Linked DNA regions of Homo sapiens: region 1 is linked to region 2. Evidence: chromatin loops called from intact Hi-C (ENCODE). Cell type or tissue: gastrocnemius medialis. All regions are shown on one strand. Links, peaks and the distances in the headings refer to the core of each region. The heading gives the core; the rest is flanking DNA. Region 1 overlaps LOC105374386 (a long non-coding RNA gene). Region 2 overlaps ALK (ALK receptor tyrosine kinase).

Region 1 (8,339 bases), core at 62-8,061, 88 kb before region 2:
CATACTAAGAATTACTTAGTAAGTGCTTGACAAGTCAGGAGTAGGAAGATCCTTCACAGACCAAATCTCTTTTCTAGGGTCTCTTTGTTTTTGTTTGTTTGTTTTGAGACAGGGTCTCTGTCACCCAGGCTGGAGTGCAGTGATGAGATCTTGTCTTACAGCAACCTCCACCTCCTGGGCTCAAGTGATCCTCCAGCCTCAACCTCCTGAGTAGCTGGGACTACAGACACATGCCACCACGCCCAGCTAATTTTATTTTATTTTTTGTATTTTCTATAGCGACAGGGTTTTGCTATGTGGCCCAGGCTGGTCTCGAACTCCTGTGCTTAAGTGATCCACCTGCCTCGGCCTCCCAAAGTGCTGGGATTACAGGCGTGAGCCACCACGCCCAGCCTCTGGGGTCTCTTTGGATTGTAGGAGCTGAGGACTGTGTGGAGCTCATGCTTGGGAGTGGCCAGTCTCAGATTCAGCTGAGACCTGAGTATGACGAAGCCTTTGCAATAGAGGCACACATGTTTTCATGATGCCACTGGATTCTGCTTGCAAAGATGCCAGGCGATTGCTATCAGCAACAATGCCTCTAAATTGCTGAAAATGCAGCTCCCTGGTAGGTAGGTCACTTGACAAGCTGAGCCTTGAGAGGCATCCTGCTGTGAAGTCTGAGTTAGGGTATGGGTGAGGCTGGAGAAACAGAAGTCAGGGTGCTAGGACGAGCGGGGTGCAAGTGGGCGGCAAGCCAGTCAGCACCTTGCTGGATGGGACAGCACCGTAGGAAGCTGTGTGGCTGTTGTTTTTTTGCTGGGACTCTGCTTTTGTCCAATGGGCACATATCCAAAAGATTATATATTATTACATTATTACATAATAACCAAGTGGTTAAAATGATGATTTGTGGGTGTTATTGCTAGGCTGCAATGTGTTTAATGAGGTGTGATAGGAAAGGCAGAAAAGACAGATTTCCATCCCTCAAGGGTGTGTGGCTAACTTGTCTCAACTTCATTTTAAATGCCGGTTGGTGTTGAGCACACATTAAATATAAGAACTAAGCTGTATGTGGAGAAGTCATCTGTAAACAATCATTTGCTATTTTAAAGAAATCTAAGTTGAATTGGTAAAAGAATCTCAAGGTAACTGTCTTTTCTGTTGCTCCATCTTACTTCAAAGTGCTTGAAGTTTTTTATATGCCTTTAATGTTCAGGTTTTTTCTTTAAGAGAATGTAAGAGACATGGGGCACAAAGGTTAGGCAGGAGTTTCCATTTTGAACCGTGCTGACAGACTCCTCAGTCTTTCTCTCTTTAGAAACCCATGCTGGGTTTTCCCTGTCTCCAGAGGGCAGCCTCTCCATCTCAGTGTAACATTCAAGGCCATTCCTGGCCTAGTCTGGCTCCAGCCTGACTTTGCAGCTCATCTCCTACCAGCGTCTTACCATGGGTCTGCTCCAGCTAGACTGCTAGGGACTAAATGTTTGTGTACCCCCAAATCATGTTGAAACCTAGTCCCCATTGTGAGGGGTTTTTGGAGGTGAGGCCTTTGGAATTAACTGTTTTTATAAAAGAGACCTCAGAGAGCTCCTTTTTCCTTCCCCCATGTGAGGCTACACTGAAAAATGGCTGTCTGTGAACCAGGCAGAGGGCCCCTGCCAGCCACTGCATCTGCCAGTGCCTTGATCTTGGGCTTCCTAGAGTCTAGAACCATGATAAATAAATCTCTGTTGTTTATAAGCCACTTTGTCTATGGCATTCCATGACAGCAGCCTGAAAGGACTGACACAGGCTCTTCGATTACCATCATCTAAATACACACTGAACTTTTCTGCCTCTTAAGACTTTTCTCTTGCAAGGTATCATGGTTTAGCATTTAATCTTTTTTTTTTTTTTGAGACAGCATTTAATCTTTGGATCTAGACTGCATAGGCTGAAATCTTGGTTCTTCTATTTACTATGTGATCTTGGATAAGTTACTTAACTGCTCTATGACCTGATTTCTCCAACTGGAAAAAAATTAAAATGATACTTATCTTATAGAAGTCAAATAATGGAAGTACTTAGAACAATGCACATCGCATAGTTTAAGTACTCAGTAAATGCTAGCTCCTTATTTCCATAACTAGATCTCATTACCCTTCTCACGTAGCTCAAAATATGTCTTTCCCTTGAAGACTTTCCTGACCACCCCATCCTGCAATGTACTTCCATCTTGAGAAATCCCGAGTTCTGGCACTGTTCTTTGGTGGGTGGGTGGTTTCTGTTCTCATGCTTGTGTCTTATGATCACAGCTATTCATTGAGCACTCACTTTGAGTCAGGCTTGTATGACACTTGGAGGCACGTATTCTTTATCTCACTTTATAGAGGAACCAACTGAGGCTCAGGGAGGTTAAGTGACTTGCTAGGGTTGCAGAGAGAGGTGATTCTGGGGTTCCAATTCAGGTTCCCCACACTTGCAACCATGACACTCTCTATTTTACTAGGAAACAAGGAGTGAATCTTGCACTTGATTCCAGCTTCCATACTGCTTTTCAAGTAGAAGGCACTCAACATATTGCTGATGATTTGATGGGTCAGTATGCAAACTGTTGTCCTTGTAAGTGCCACCCAGTGCCTTCTGGTTGTGATGATCTTGATGATAAAGATATTGCATGATATATTTTGATGGGCCTTAAAAAATTAGACAATAGCTTATTCTTCTTGTGTTGAACTCTACGTGAATTAAAAAACAATTCTCACTTATTTTTTACCTTAACTATCCCCTGCTGTTTCAAATATGGTTAGGTGGGGAATGTCAGGAACAATCTTATTATGAATGCTGCTTTTGTCACAAAGGAGACTTTCTCATGACTCAGTACCAGCTAATTAGTCTGTCAGTGGCTTTCTTTGGCGAGGAGAGTCATTTGATCCATTGTTGACAAGGTGCAAGCTGCTTTCTACCTACTCTGTGGCAGCTCCAATGGGTCTGACATTTTCTCAACCCCTAATCAAGATGTTATTAAGCTTCTGATGGTTTACAGCCAACTGGGATGAGAGTGGATTGGTTTTGTAAACAACTGCCAGAAAGACAACTCAGTGGTACTTTAGCAATATGTAAACGCCTCAGATTTTCCTGTGTGTGTGTGTGCATGTGATACAAAGGCAGCTTCTGTGATTTCTAAATTCCTGGAACATGATAGTTTTTTTTTTTTTTTTTTTTTTTTTTTTTTTGAGATGGAGTCTCACTCTGTCGCCCAGGCTGGAGTGCAGTGGTGCGATATTGGCTCACTGCAAGCTCCGCCTCCCGGGTTCATGCCATTCTCCTGCCTCAGCCTCCCAAGTAGCTGGGACTACAGGTGCCTGCTACCATGCCCGGCTAATTTTTTTGTATTTTTTTAGTAGAGACAGGGTTTCACCATGTTGGTCAGGCTGGTCTGAAGCTCCTGACGTTGTGATCCACCTGCCTCAACCTCCCAAAGTTCTGGGATTATAGGCATGAGCCACCACGCCTGGCTGAGACTGAAATTGTTTTTTAGAGATGGGGTCTCACTATGCTGCCCAGGCTGGAGTGCAGTGGCTATTCACAGGCACAGTCACAGCTCACTGCATCCTCTATCTCCTGGGCTCAAGCGAGCCTCCTGCCTCAGCCTCCCAAGTAGCTGAGACTACAAGCACATGCTGCTGCACCTGACTCTGAGACTGAAATCTTCAAAAACCCTGGCCCATTTAATCAACACACATTTATTGAATTAGTACTATGTGCCAGATACTATTCTAGGTACTTAGGATATAGCAGTGTTAGAAATAGACTACAATTCCTGCCCTCTTGGAGTTTCTTTTTTTTTTTTAAAGCTTTCTATTATGGAAAACATTTCAAATTCCTATAAAAGAAGAAAGAATAATATACAGTAGTTCCCCACCTCTTTATCCACAGGGGATATGTTCTAAGATTCCCAGTGGATGCCTGAATCAAATCCTATATGTACTATGTATTTTCCTAAACTTGCATACCTATGATAAAGTTTAATTTGTAAATTAGGCACAGTAAGAGATTAATAATAACAACTAATGATGAAATATAACAATTATACCAGCATCACTACTTTTGTGCTTTGTGGCCATCATTAAGCGAAACAGGGGTTACTTGAACACAAGCACTGGATGGCCTGACAGTCGATCTGATCACCGGGCTGGCTACTAAGTGACTAATGGATAAGGAGCATGTACAGTGTGGAGGCCCTGGACAAAGGGATGATTCAGATCCCAGGCGGGACGGGGCAGGATGGCGTGAGATTTCATCATGCTACTCAGAATGGTGTGCAATTTAAAACTTATGAATTGTTTACTTCTGGAATTTTCCACTTAATATTTTCAGACTGTGGTGGATGGCAGCTAACTAAAACCACAGAAAGTGAAACTGCCGATAAGAGAAGACTACCGTACCCACCATTCAGCTTTAATAATTATCAATATTTTATTCTTTTTACATCTATCCCTCCACCACACACTTATTTTTAAGGGAGCACATTAAAGCAAATCCCAGACCTCAAACATTTTTCATACGTACTTCAGTATGGATGTCTAACAGACAAGAATTTTTAATAGAAACATGACCATCATGTCATGATCATCATACCTCCCAAAATTAACACTATTGAAAATATAATTTAATATCCAGTCTAGGCTAAATTTCCCCCATTTGTCTAAGGAATATTTTCACATTTGTTTGTCTGAATCCAGATCCAAATAAAGTCTGGACATTGCAGGCTGTGGATGGAGCTCTTATGTCTCTCCTGGTCTATAACCATTCCCCTCAGCCATTTTTTGGTTGTCAGAATTGGGTTATTTGTTCTGTAGAAATTCCCACATTTTGGCGTTGGATGATTGCATCCTCATGGTGTTTTTTAAAAAATGATTTTTATTATGCCTTACATTTTCTATAAAATAATAGTTATTTCTAGAGGCTTGGTCAGAGTCCGTTTCAGTGGCAAGTGCTGGGGAGATTGTTGGACTGACATCCTCATGGAAACTGGCTTGTGTTATTTTTGTGTGCCAAAGATGCTTCTGGAGGCGTCTTATTGGCCAAAAATTTGGGGGGTGGCTGGTACCCGAAACTTAGCTTTTGTGCCACAGTGGCAATTTTCATCCTAATGCCATGTGACATTCCTTTTGTTCCGTCTTCCTTTATGTAGGCTTTAAGAAGACTTCAATTTTTTTTAAAAAATAAAAATACATCATAATTGCATATATTCATGAGGTACACAGTGATGTTGCAACACATATAATGTATAGTGATCAGATCACAGTCATTAGCACATCCATCATCTCAAACATTTGTTTCTTTGTGTTGAGAACATTCAATATCCTCCTTGTAGCTATTTGAAACCATATAATATATTATTGTTAACTATAGTTATCCTACAGAGTTATAGAGCACTAGAACATATGCCTCCAATCTAGCTGTAATTATAAAGAAGACTTTGCATCATGTGGTGTCTGAGAGTGGCAGCAACTGGAGGGTCTGGGGAGCAGTGCCCCATGTAGGAACATGCAAATTCCTTTGTTAGTGTCTTCTCAGGAACTAGGGCTAAGAAAAGGGAAAATAAATTTATAGAATAGGGCCGGCATGACAGCTCATGCCTGTAATCCAGCAGTTTGGGAGGCTGAGGTGGGTGGATCAGTTGAGGTCAATAGTTCAAGACCAGCCTGGCCGTCATAGCGAAACCCCGTCTCTACTAAAAATACAAAAATTAGCCAGCCATGGTGGTGTGCATCAGTAATCCCAGCTACTCGGTAGGCTGAGGCAGGAGAATCGCTTGAACCGAGGAGGTGGAGGTTGCAGTGAGCTGAGATTGCGCCACTGCATTCCAGCCTGGGTGACAGAACAAGATTCTGTCTCAAAAAAATAAAAAAAGAATAAACATAGAATAGCATGAAACTAAACTAGATCAACTGAATGGAAATATCTGAGGAGGTCTTTAAGGGTTTATTTTGCAAAAGATATCCAGGTGATTCTAATGCACAACCAGGAATGAGAAGCCCCATTCAGATAATAAGTCTCGTGCGGCTCAATGGAGTCCTCTTCAGTTTGTGGTCTACTTCAGCAGGCAGTCCCCACCTGCAACCTTGACAAAGGAGATGGATTAGAGGAGGGCAAGCCCAGGTAGAAGCAGTAGGAGGTTCCTGGGGTCTCCAGTGGCTACTGATTTGTAAGGATTTCTATGGTATGTGAATTTACTTAATAAATGATATCATAAACTTTTTGAAGAATGAAGACAGGGAGTTTGGTTTGGAGAATCCAAAAATATGATAGGAAGAAAGGATGACTCCAGTGAGCAAAAAGAAGAATAGAGTTGCCATTTACTGACATAGGGAAGGTTATGGGGAAGGGTTCCATTTTGAACATGTTCTATTTGTGATATGTAATGTATGCTGTAGAATGGATGTTGAGTAGGCAGTTGGATATACATCTGAGGTTCAGGGCTGGAGATAGAAATTTGGAAATCAGGAAAACAGAGATGATATTTGTTTATTTATTATTATTATTTGAGATGGAGTCTCACTCTGTCCCCTAGGCTGGAGTGCAGTGGCATGCTCTCAGCTCACTGCAACCTCCACCTCCCAGGTTCCAGCAATTCTCCTGCCTCAGCCTCCCAAGAAGCTGAGATCACAGGTGCACGCCACCATGCCTGGCTAATTTTTGTATTTTTAGCAGAGACCAGGTTTTACCATGTTGGCCAGGTTGGTCTTGAACCCCTGGCCTCAAGTGATCCTTCCTCGGCCACTGAAAGTGCTGGGATTACAGGTGTGAGCCACCACGCCTGGTCAATATTTAAAGCCATAGACTGAATAAGGTCACCTAGTGAATGAGAAACTGACTTCCTGGAAACTGCATGAACAAGGTGCTTATAGAACCACTGTAAGGGTTTCTCTGAGGCATATCCAGGAGGGTGACTGCTGAGTCATAAAGCATACTGCTAATTTTTTTCACTAAGCACTGCCAGGTTGATCTGCAGAATATATTTACCAGTTTAAATTTCCATCAGCAGTGCATCTTTCCCCAGATCTTTGCCAATATTTGGGATTATCTTTCTGATTTCTGCCATGCTGGTGGGTGAAGCAGTGGTGTGTTGAAAACAGTTCATGAGAGCTGATAAAGCACATTTCTTCCCAACTTCTTGTTCAGTGACCTCAAGCTACACTGGTAGCTGGAAACTGGCAGTGCTCAGAGTATTTGCACCATGGAAATTGGCAAACACTGTACGTTAGGACTTTTCCTTCCCTGGGGAGCGGGTTTTAAAACATAGACCAGCATATTGGTGGCTATGGGGTCACACTCTTTATATTCCCACTCTGATTACAAGTGGGGTTGAGCATCTCTTTAATGCTTGCTTGCCATTCTGGCTTTTCCTTCTGTGAATTGTCTATTCTTATACTTTTCTCATTTTTATATTGGCCTTTAAAATATTTTATATTGACTTCCTTTTGATTTGTGAAAAGTTCCTCATGCATTTCAGATATTAATCCCTAGTTGCTTTTGAACATAGCACATGTTTTCTTCCAATTTGTCAGCCATCTGTTAATTTTTTCTATGGTATTCTTAACTGAACAGAACCCTTAATTGTGATGCAGTCAAGTCATACAATTTTTTTTTGCTTCAAGGATTGTGCTTTTGCAAACCTGTTTTATGAAGTAAATTCCTAACCCACATTATAGAGATAGTCTCCTGCATTTTCTTTTGTATCATATGTAGGTCTGCCATTTATCTGGAGTTCACCTTTGTATATGGCAGAACATGGGGCTCTCAACTTTATTTTTCCTTGATAAATTAAAGCCAGTTTCCCGAATGCCGTCTTCTAAATAATTTATATTTTTCTCATTGATCTGTGGTACCACCTTTGTGTAAATGGAGGTAGCATTTATACGTGGGTCTGCTCCTGAGTTCTTCATTCTGTTTCCTATTTGCTCTATGTGTTCCTATACCAGTACCATAATATTTTTATTACTATGTGGCAATGACATAATATCTGGCATGGCAGGTCTGCTCTGGTTTTTATAATTGACTTAACTGTTTAAAATTTATTTCTCCTTATATATTTTGTAAGTTTGTTGAGTTCCCTAAAAATTTAGTTTCTGCTGGAATTTTGGTTGCCATAACATTTACTTTGGAGACTAAATGGATACTTTTACAATGTAAAGTCATCCTATCCATGCTGTATCTCTCCACTTATTCAATATTTTATGTCCTTAAATAGAGTTTTAAAATTTTCTCCTTAAAGTTTTTGCAAGTTGTTGGGTTAATTCCTGGATATTATGCTTTAGAGTTTGTTAAACTTTATTGTTATTGTGAATGGTTTCTTATTGTCTGTTACA
Region 2 (8,339 bases), core at 61-8,060:
CTCAACTCTCCAAGGGTTCCACAATTCCTTTCCTCATCGCCTCCTAGGGAAAAAATTCTTTGTTTTAATCTGCCTTTGACAGCTATACAAATTATGCGATGTGTATTTCAGCACATTTATGTTCCCAGTGTACTTGGATCACATGAGGAAGGGAGAGAAAACGCAGGTTAACGGTGAAAGGAAAGAGACTGGATCAGTGCCTCTCCTTAGGACCACCAGCGGCCTGTTCCTCCCGGGGCCCTGTCCATCTCTACAGGTACAAACTTGAGTTTGGTAGTTCATTCCATGACTGAAACGAATAGAAGGTTTTGGCCTAAAATGTATTGACGCTTATGCCCACAAATGGATATGTTTCCATGCTTCCATGTATCACTGCTGCTTAAAATTTTTGCTTTTAAATGATCAAAATTTAATTAGTGGAAATTTTTTAAATAAGTAGTTTAAATCTTGAGTTTTAAATCCAGTAGGAAACCTCACACTCAGTTTTTCACTTCTAGTAGGAGGATTTTCTTAAGGCATGAGGTATATTTAATAGGATGTTTGAATCTCTGGATCTGTATTGGTGCTTTATCCTACTCAAAGCACTTGGAATGTATGCATTTCATTGAGATGAGTATATACACACTTCTGCTATACTACTGGAACTACTCACGACATTTTTTACAATTGGTGATGAATCAGCACAATTAAAAGCATCTAACCGTCACCTAAAGTGACATTTCAGTTGTCTATGATTTTTTCTTTTTCAAGTAAAGAATGTCTTTCCCCATGCTTAGTCATTACAAATAACTCCTTTATTTCCGTTCCCTCTCCCCTCAAATGGCTCATGTCCACATCAACAAGGCAAGGAAACATCTATGACCCCAACTATGAAACATAGAAGCAGCTAATTCTGACTACATTGAAGCAGAGCACACACAATTTGAAAGAAGCATAAGGAAGTATACAACAAACATGCATAAAAACCTTATGCAACCACATCTGGGCCTTGTATTTATCACTCATTTTTATGATATTTTCTTCTTTCGAAAGAATAGGATGAACCCATGCTCAAAACCTTTCTAAAGCATTTTCAAAATACAGCTTTTTTGGTGGTACTTCAAAATAGGTTGGCACAAAACAAAACGTGACATTTGGTCTCTGGTTTGTGAAGGAGCCATTGCCTCTCTCTCCTCCACGGTCTTAGGGATCCCAAGGAAGAGAAGTGAGTGTGCGACCGAGCTCAGGGCCCAGGCTGGTTCATGCTATTCTTGCTTTTCAGAATGGTATCCTCGTAATGACCAGCTCCAGGGGCAGTAGCGGCTTCTAAGGGCAAGCCCTGTTGCTGGTAGCCGTAATTGACATTCCCACAAGGGAAGTGACGTAGCCTGAACAGAGGTACCTCCTTCATATTGGCAGTCAGCGAAGAGGGCTCTAGGAGCAGTGAGGCCCCCGGAAGTCTCCCAGTTGCAACGTTAGGTGGGACAGTACAGCTTCCCTCCAGCCCCAGGTTACCCCTGTCGTGTGGCTCCTTCTTTGCTATAGGATTATTCTTTTTGGTGGGTTTCTCTGTAAACCAGGAGCCGTACGTTGGGTTCCACAAGCTGGTGGGCTTGTTTCTGGATCCGTGGACCTTGTGCAACTCCGAAGGAGGGTTGGACTGAGAGAATGCCATATTCACGTGTCCCCCTTCCACGGCCGGCCCTCTAGGGACTCGAACAGAGATCTCTGCAGCTGTGGGTTTCTTTGCAGCCTTGCCAGAGGAGGTGGTAGGCAGAGGTGGTGGGGCAGCTGGGCTGCGCTCCTCCTCCCGTTTTGCCTGTTGAGAGACCAGGAGAGGAGGAACCCCCTCAGGGTCCTTGGGCCTCACAGGCACTTTCTCTTCCTCTTCCACAAGTGGACCATATTCTATCGGCAAAGCGGTGTTGATTACATCCGGGTCCTGCCGTAGGGGAAATTATTAAAACTTTGAATCAGAGACAAAAAATGTTGGATCTAGAAGATACCTTAGAGATGATGTTATCTAAACATATTCTACAGATGAGGAAACCAGGATTTATTGAGAATATAGTAACTTACAGGCACTGGGGCATACAAAATGAATGGGAAGTCATCCTTATCCTCAAAGACCTTAGAGGATAAGCGCTATAATGGAAGTGTGTATGGGTGCCTGGGACAGAGTGGAGCAGGAAAAGCTTTGCAGAGGAGGAGACCTTTGGCCAGTTTTTAAAGATTAGTGGATTTAAAAAAAAAATTAAGATTATTATTTGTATTATTCCAGTCTAGTTCCACTAAAATCGTTCCAACTGGAAAAAATAAAAATAAAAGCCTATGTGTTTGACTTCAAGAGTGATGGTGGGGGGCTGGGGGGAGGAGGAGAGGAGACACATGCCATGTTGGCCTACAGGGTTTATTTTTTGATCTCTTCCCAGCTGCTTTCCATTTCCATTTGGGTACTTTACACTTGATTGTAAGTTTTCCTGTGCCACATCATCACATGTGCAGGTACCACAGTGCATGTTTTTGTGTTTGTTTTTTAGAGACAGTCTTGCTCAGTCGCCCAGGCTGGGGTGCCATGGCTCAATCTTGGCTCACTGCAACCTCTGCCTAGTGGGTTCAAGCCATTCTCGTGCCTCAGCCTCCTGAGTAGCTGGGATTACAGGCATGCACCCCACCCCCCCACCCCCCCACCCCCGCTAATTTTTGTGTTTTTAGTAGAGACAAGGTTTCATTCAACATGTTGGCCAGGCTGGTGTCGAACTCCTGACCTCAGGTGAGGCACCTGCCTCGGCCTCCCAGAGTGCTGGGATTACAGGCATTCTTTAACTAGTCTGGATGTGAGGGACCCTTTGCACAACCCAGGAAATGCTGAAGTGCTGTGAGGAAAACCATTTACAAAAACAACTGTGTGCTAGATCATTTTCACAGTAATAGACTGTAACATAGAAGAACAGAAGCAGCTGCCAGAAGTTTAGGGAAAATTTGTGGAAGAAAAATTAAATTTGGAGAAATTAATTAATATTTTATGCAAATTGAGAAAATACCCTCATTACCTGAGTAACAGAAAAACACGAGTGTTCGAGTTTAAAAAATAACTACCTCTGACTCATTAAAACATTCTTTAGTTCCCTCTGTGTTTTAGTAATTTCTATAGTGAATCAATCATTTTAAATATGCTTGTGTAAAACTGCCTTTTAAGAGGGATATTATAGACTATTGAGAAAAATACTCCTAAGAAGGTATATATGTTTAAGTGGGTGTATTCCATTCAGATTACAACAAAATAACCTAATGTCATTAAACAGAGTTCTCTGAAAGAACCTTCAATAACGTGATATAGGAAGTCTATAGATAAAAATGCCAGTTCACTCACGTGAGCTGAAAGGAATAAGAGGATGGAGTAGTGAGGCTGGAAAATGACTACAGTTTGAAAAATGTGTCTGTCTTTAGTCACAATGAAGAGGAGGGGATTTAAAGAAATAGTAGGTAGGCCAGGTGTGGCAGCACTTTGGGAGGCCGAGGCGGGTGGATCACTTGAGGTCAGGAGTTCGAGATCAGCCTGCCAAAATGGTGAAACACCATCTCTACTAAAATTACAAAAAAAATTAGCTGGATATGGTGGCACATGCCTGTAATCCTGGTCACTCAGGAGGCTGAGGGAGGAGAATCGCTTGAACCCGGGAGGTGGAGGCTGCAGTGAGCCAAGATGGCGCCACTGTGCTCCAGCCCGGGCAGTAGAGCGAGACTGCTCCCAAAATTAAATTAAATAAATAGTGGTTTATTGACTCTTCTAAAATATTCTCAGAATTAGATATCCTGGCAGAACGAGAACCAAGAGAGAGGGAAAGAAAGTGAATACAGGGAAGAGGAGAGCATCGGACAGAACAAAGCCCTGAGCAGGCGATTGGTGATACTGGCAGCAAGGCTGGCCTTGAAGGGGAGGAGAGACGGGAAGGCAGGTGGTGAGAAATGGCGGCAGAGGCAGAGAAGTTTGTATCAGAGACAGGGAGGAAATGAGGGCATTCTCTTATGATGATCTCCACCCTCTTGGTGAGGGAGGAAGCATAGCTGTCGGCTGAAAATGAGGGAGAGAAGCAAAAATTTCGAGTCGTTATTGAAGGAATGGGAGAGGGATCTGTAGAGGAACCCACAGGATTGCTAGAAGAATGTTTGACTTGGACAGACTCTTCAGGCCTTAACTCCTCATCTATAAGGTAGGGATATTTTACATTCCCCACTAAGGATAAAACGAAATACGCAAAAAGTGATTTGTGCAGTATGAATGATAGCAAGTATTATTGATGATGTTAAAATTTCTCCAGATTACTTTGAAATTTCATTCCCTTAATCCTCCTGACATATATAGTTGGACATATAATCTATCAATTTTATATGCAATTAATTACTTCACATGTTGTTATTTCTCCAGCCAGGCTCTAAACTATTTGAGAGCAGATGTGTTCCATACGTCTGTGAAGCTTCAATTTTGGCTACTAAAACATTAGGTCCCCAGTAGGGACTTGATAAATTCTCGTGGACTGGATTGATTCCCCAGTTTTTACTGTGTGTCTGGCACTGTGCTGTGTGCTGGTGAAGTTACTAATATTTATTTTACAAAATGGGCAAATGGAGACACCAGTCATTTCATTTTAGAGAAAATTAATTTTCACTATTTTGATCATAAATCTTGTACTCTGACTGGCTTGACCTATTTCATATTTCGGTATTTGCCATCTTTAAGACTGTTTCATATAGAGTAAATGTTGACCAAAGGGAGAAAATGTTTTACCTGGGTGCAGTATTCAATCCTCTCCAAAATGATGGCAAAGTTGGGCCTGTCTTCAGGCTGATGTTGCCAGCACTGAGTCATTATCCGGTATCTAAAAGAAGAAGCACATTAATTAAAATAAGGAGAAGCACAATGATGAAAAATATATTTTCTTCCAGCCCCAGGGTTGCAACGAATACGTTGAGGGTGCGAACTCGTCTAGGCCCCGTGTACTTGGCCTATGCTGCCCCCTGCTGATTGGTCAAGGAAGAGTGCGCAGGTGTAAAGGTATCTAACACAGACATCCTGATGTTTATGTTAACCACGGCTGCTGTCACTCCATTCCTGAGTTAAAGCCACTTTGGGGACAGAATATTCCAATTATATTTCCCATCCACGTTGCTTGTGGGAAGGAAGTGAGGGGTGCCAGGCAGGGCAGGAGACATTGCAGGGAATGGAAATCTTTAAAGTAGACACAGACATACGGTGTAGGGCAGCAGGGACTGGGCCTGGGACACACATTCCCAGCAGGAGCTTGGGGAATGTAGGCCTGGTGAGTCCACAGCCTGTAGCCAGACAATGGATACTTTTTCTGGGATGGCATCCTTGCTTTTGAGGGCCTGGGAGACGCATCCATCTCACTGAAGTCGCAGTCACATTCGCATCTTGGGGCATATTAAAGGGAGGGCAGCCATCTGCCCCTTCATCTTAAAGAAGCATATGTGGCTCTGGATATTTTTTGAAAAGAAAAACTGCTTAGTAACTAGCAGAAGTGTTCCTAAAAGAGTCATACACAGGCCCAGGGCAGTTCTTGGGTGGGTCCATCCGGCCTCCACTGGTGACAAACTCCAGAACTTCCTGGTTGCTTTTGCTGGGGTATGGCATATATCCAAGAGAAAAGATTTCCCATAGCAGCACTCCAAAGGACCTGGGCATGGGACAGAGGACATGGAGATGGATATAGACACACCCACCCACATTCACACACACACACAGGCACACAGACATACAATTTCAACCTTTTTTTCCCCCATTATACCCTTTTCCATAACATAGAACTCTTAAAATGTAGAAAAATTTAAAAAATAAGAAAATACTACACATGATGCTCCCTTAAAAGACAACCCCTGTTGATTTTTAAGTCGTTTCTGTGCTGAGATTTTTTTTCACTTATTTGCAGTTATATTCAATATGCAATTTTGAACCTTGACTTTTCTGCACATTTCATTATATCATAAACATTTTCCATGCCAGTCCATTTCATAAATAACATTTGGAATGGCTAATGGCTGTAAAACATTCCATTGAGTAGTTGGTTTGCCTTATCATTTCCACATTGTTTTCAGTTTTCAAAATATTTAAAATACTATAATGAACATCTTTGTGCATTTTTTAAAAGGAAGATTTCCTTAAGATAAAGTCTCTGAATTACTAGATTAGGATGTCCAGCCAGCTGATTTCATAGTCTCTTACAGTTCTCTGAGCTTCAGTTTCATCTATCAGATGCCCACTCATCAACTTCACTGGCCTATTTTAATAGGCAACTCAAATTTAACATGCCCAAATGGAACTCTTTCTGTACACACATCATCTCCTTTATTCTTTTCCAACTCATCAGCACCTCTGGTTATACATTTGCTCAAGCCCAAAACCTAGGAGTCATCCTTGATTCCATTCTCCCACACCCCTCCACTTCCCATCCAACAGTCAGCAGTCCTATAACTTTCAAGATAGATCTTGAATCCAGATAGGATAATCTAGTAATTCAGGGTAATTACTGAATTAAAATGTAGGCTAATTCTAGTAAAATAACTAGATCAAAAGACTATGAATATTGACAAATTCTTGGTGCATATTATTTGGTTTCCAAATGTGTTACTCTGTTCATCTACCAGCACCATGTAAAAGCGTGGTAGACACACTCACCAGCATTGAGTATTCTTAATAATAATGACAACTTTTGCTGATTTTAAGGGAAAAAATGGTAGAATATTTTAAATTATGTTTATTGACTTGATAATTCACATGGTTGGATGTTTTCCCAAGTGTTTATTAATTCATTTCACTTTTTTTTCCTATGAATTGCCCATTTTTATCTGCTGGGACAAATTGGTATCTATCAATCAATTTTCTTTTTGATTTGTAGGCACTCTTTATATGTCAGAGATGTTAACCTTTTATAAAAAATTCAAATACTTTTATTAGTTGTTTTCTTTTTTTTTTTTTATGTAGTCTCACTCTGTTACTCAGGCTGGAGTGCAGTGGTGCCATCTTGGCTCACTGCAACCTCCACCTTCCAGGTTCAAGTGATTCGCCTGCCTCAGCCTCCCAAGTAGCTGGGATTACAGGCGCCCACCACAACACCTGGCTAATTTTTGTATTTTTAGTAGAGACAGGGTTTCGTCATGTTGGCCAGGCTGGTCTTGAACTCCTGATCTCAGGTGATCCACCCACCTCGGCCTCCCAAAGTGCTGGGATTACAGATGTGAAACACCGCACCTGGCCTTAGTTGCTTTCTAATGCTACTTTTTAGCATACCAAAGAAAGATTTTTATTTTTAGATAGTCAAACCTATTTTTTTAATGTCATGATTTCCTTTATTTTATAGTTATACAATCTTCCCTTCACCAAAGATTAGATAAATATTTGCTATCTTCTTCTAGTTGTGTTTGTTTTTGCTCTCTTCTTAAATCTAGTTGGAATTTAATTTGGTGTCTAGTGTGAGGTAAGGACCTAAATTGATTTGCTTTTCAAATAACTACTCTTCCAACACTATGCATAAGATAATTTCCTCCTTACCCATTGACTCACGATTAAAAACAGGTCTGTTTCTGGCTATATTTTCACTTCATCTATTTGTCTGCTTCTTGCATTGATACCATTCTATTTTACTTTCTGTGTATTTGTCTTAAATCTGAAAAGGCATTTTTCTCTATTTCTCTTTAAAAAATATTTGATTTCTCATTTGTTTTTTTAAAAGCTTTATGAGATGAATTCTTCGTGTTCTAAAAGAATCACCTTTGATATTTTGATTAAAACTTTAAACCACTACCTAATGATCAGCTTTTTGACAAAGACTATCTTTTAGTGTGATTGTAGTTTTCTGAGGTTAGCAAATATTACCACAAAAATTGTAGAGAACAATAGTTCCTTCATCTTCTAAGAAACATGGGGTGCTTTTATTGTCATCATCTGTGTGAAATTTCAAAGACTCTTGTGAGAAGGATTGGGCAAAGATATTTTCCCTATTTTTCAGGTGAGAAGGTTGAAGCACAGGTTATTATACAACTAATCCGAGACAGACTGGAATACATTATTAGATCTCTTGATTTTGCTACTTACAAATTGCCTGGCACATATATTATTCCTTTCTGTTTGGAGATCTCTTGATTTTGCTACTTACAAATTGCCTGGCACATATATTATTCCTTTCTGTTTGGTGATCTTACTTCCCTTCAAGGCAAAACTAACTAGGCAAAATCAAATGAACAAGAAACTGGCAGTAAGGCCTAAAGAATTATAGCTATATGTTTTCTGTTTTTCTAGATAGATATAGGTTATAGCATCCTTTGAGAGCACTAATAGAACTGCA

The links. A loop is a pair of places that touch in the nucleus more often than their neighbours do. Peaks named below come from ENCODE experiments on the same cell type or tissue, not always from the same donor. Only the 100,000 strongest peaks of a DNase experiment are listed, where the experiment ranks them.
Region 1: it touches region 2 in a loop (4-fold over the local background); 10 of 110 quality-filtered maps call a loop at or near these places.

Annotation. Positions count from the first base shown.
Region 1 is chr2:29,104,193-29,112,531 of GRCh38, forward strand. The region is part of intron 1 of LOC105374386 (a long non-coding RNA gene); the gene reads right to left. It also overlaps a transcript of CLIP4 not described here. Among named protein-coding and RNA genes, the nearest start is that of CLIP4, 7.1 kb to the right of the region's middle. RefSeq lists an enhancer at 3,920-4,507. In gastrocnemius medialis, for the core only: no CTCF peak of the experiment used is centred there; a DNase peak (open chromatin) is centred at 4,182; H3K27ac peaks cover 1,206 bases.
Region 2 is chr2:29,192,002-29,200,340 of GRCh38, forward strand. It overlaps ALK (ALK receptor tyrosine kinase), which reads right to left. Exons shown (of 29, transcript NM_004304.5): 27 at 5,541-5,675; 28 at 4,769-4,859; 29 at 773-1,921. The coding sequence ends at 1,223. Among named protein-coding and RNA genes, the nearest start is that of CLIP4, 81 kb to the left of the region's middle. In gastrocnemius medialis, for the core only: a CTCF peak has its summit at 5,004 (motif pointing left); a DNase peak (open chromatin) is centred at 5,002.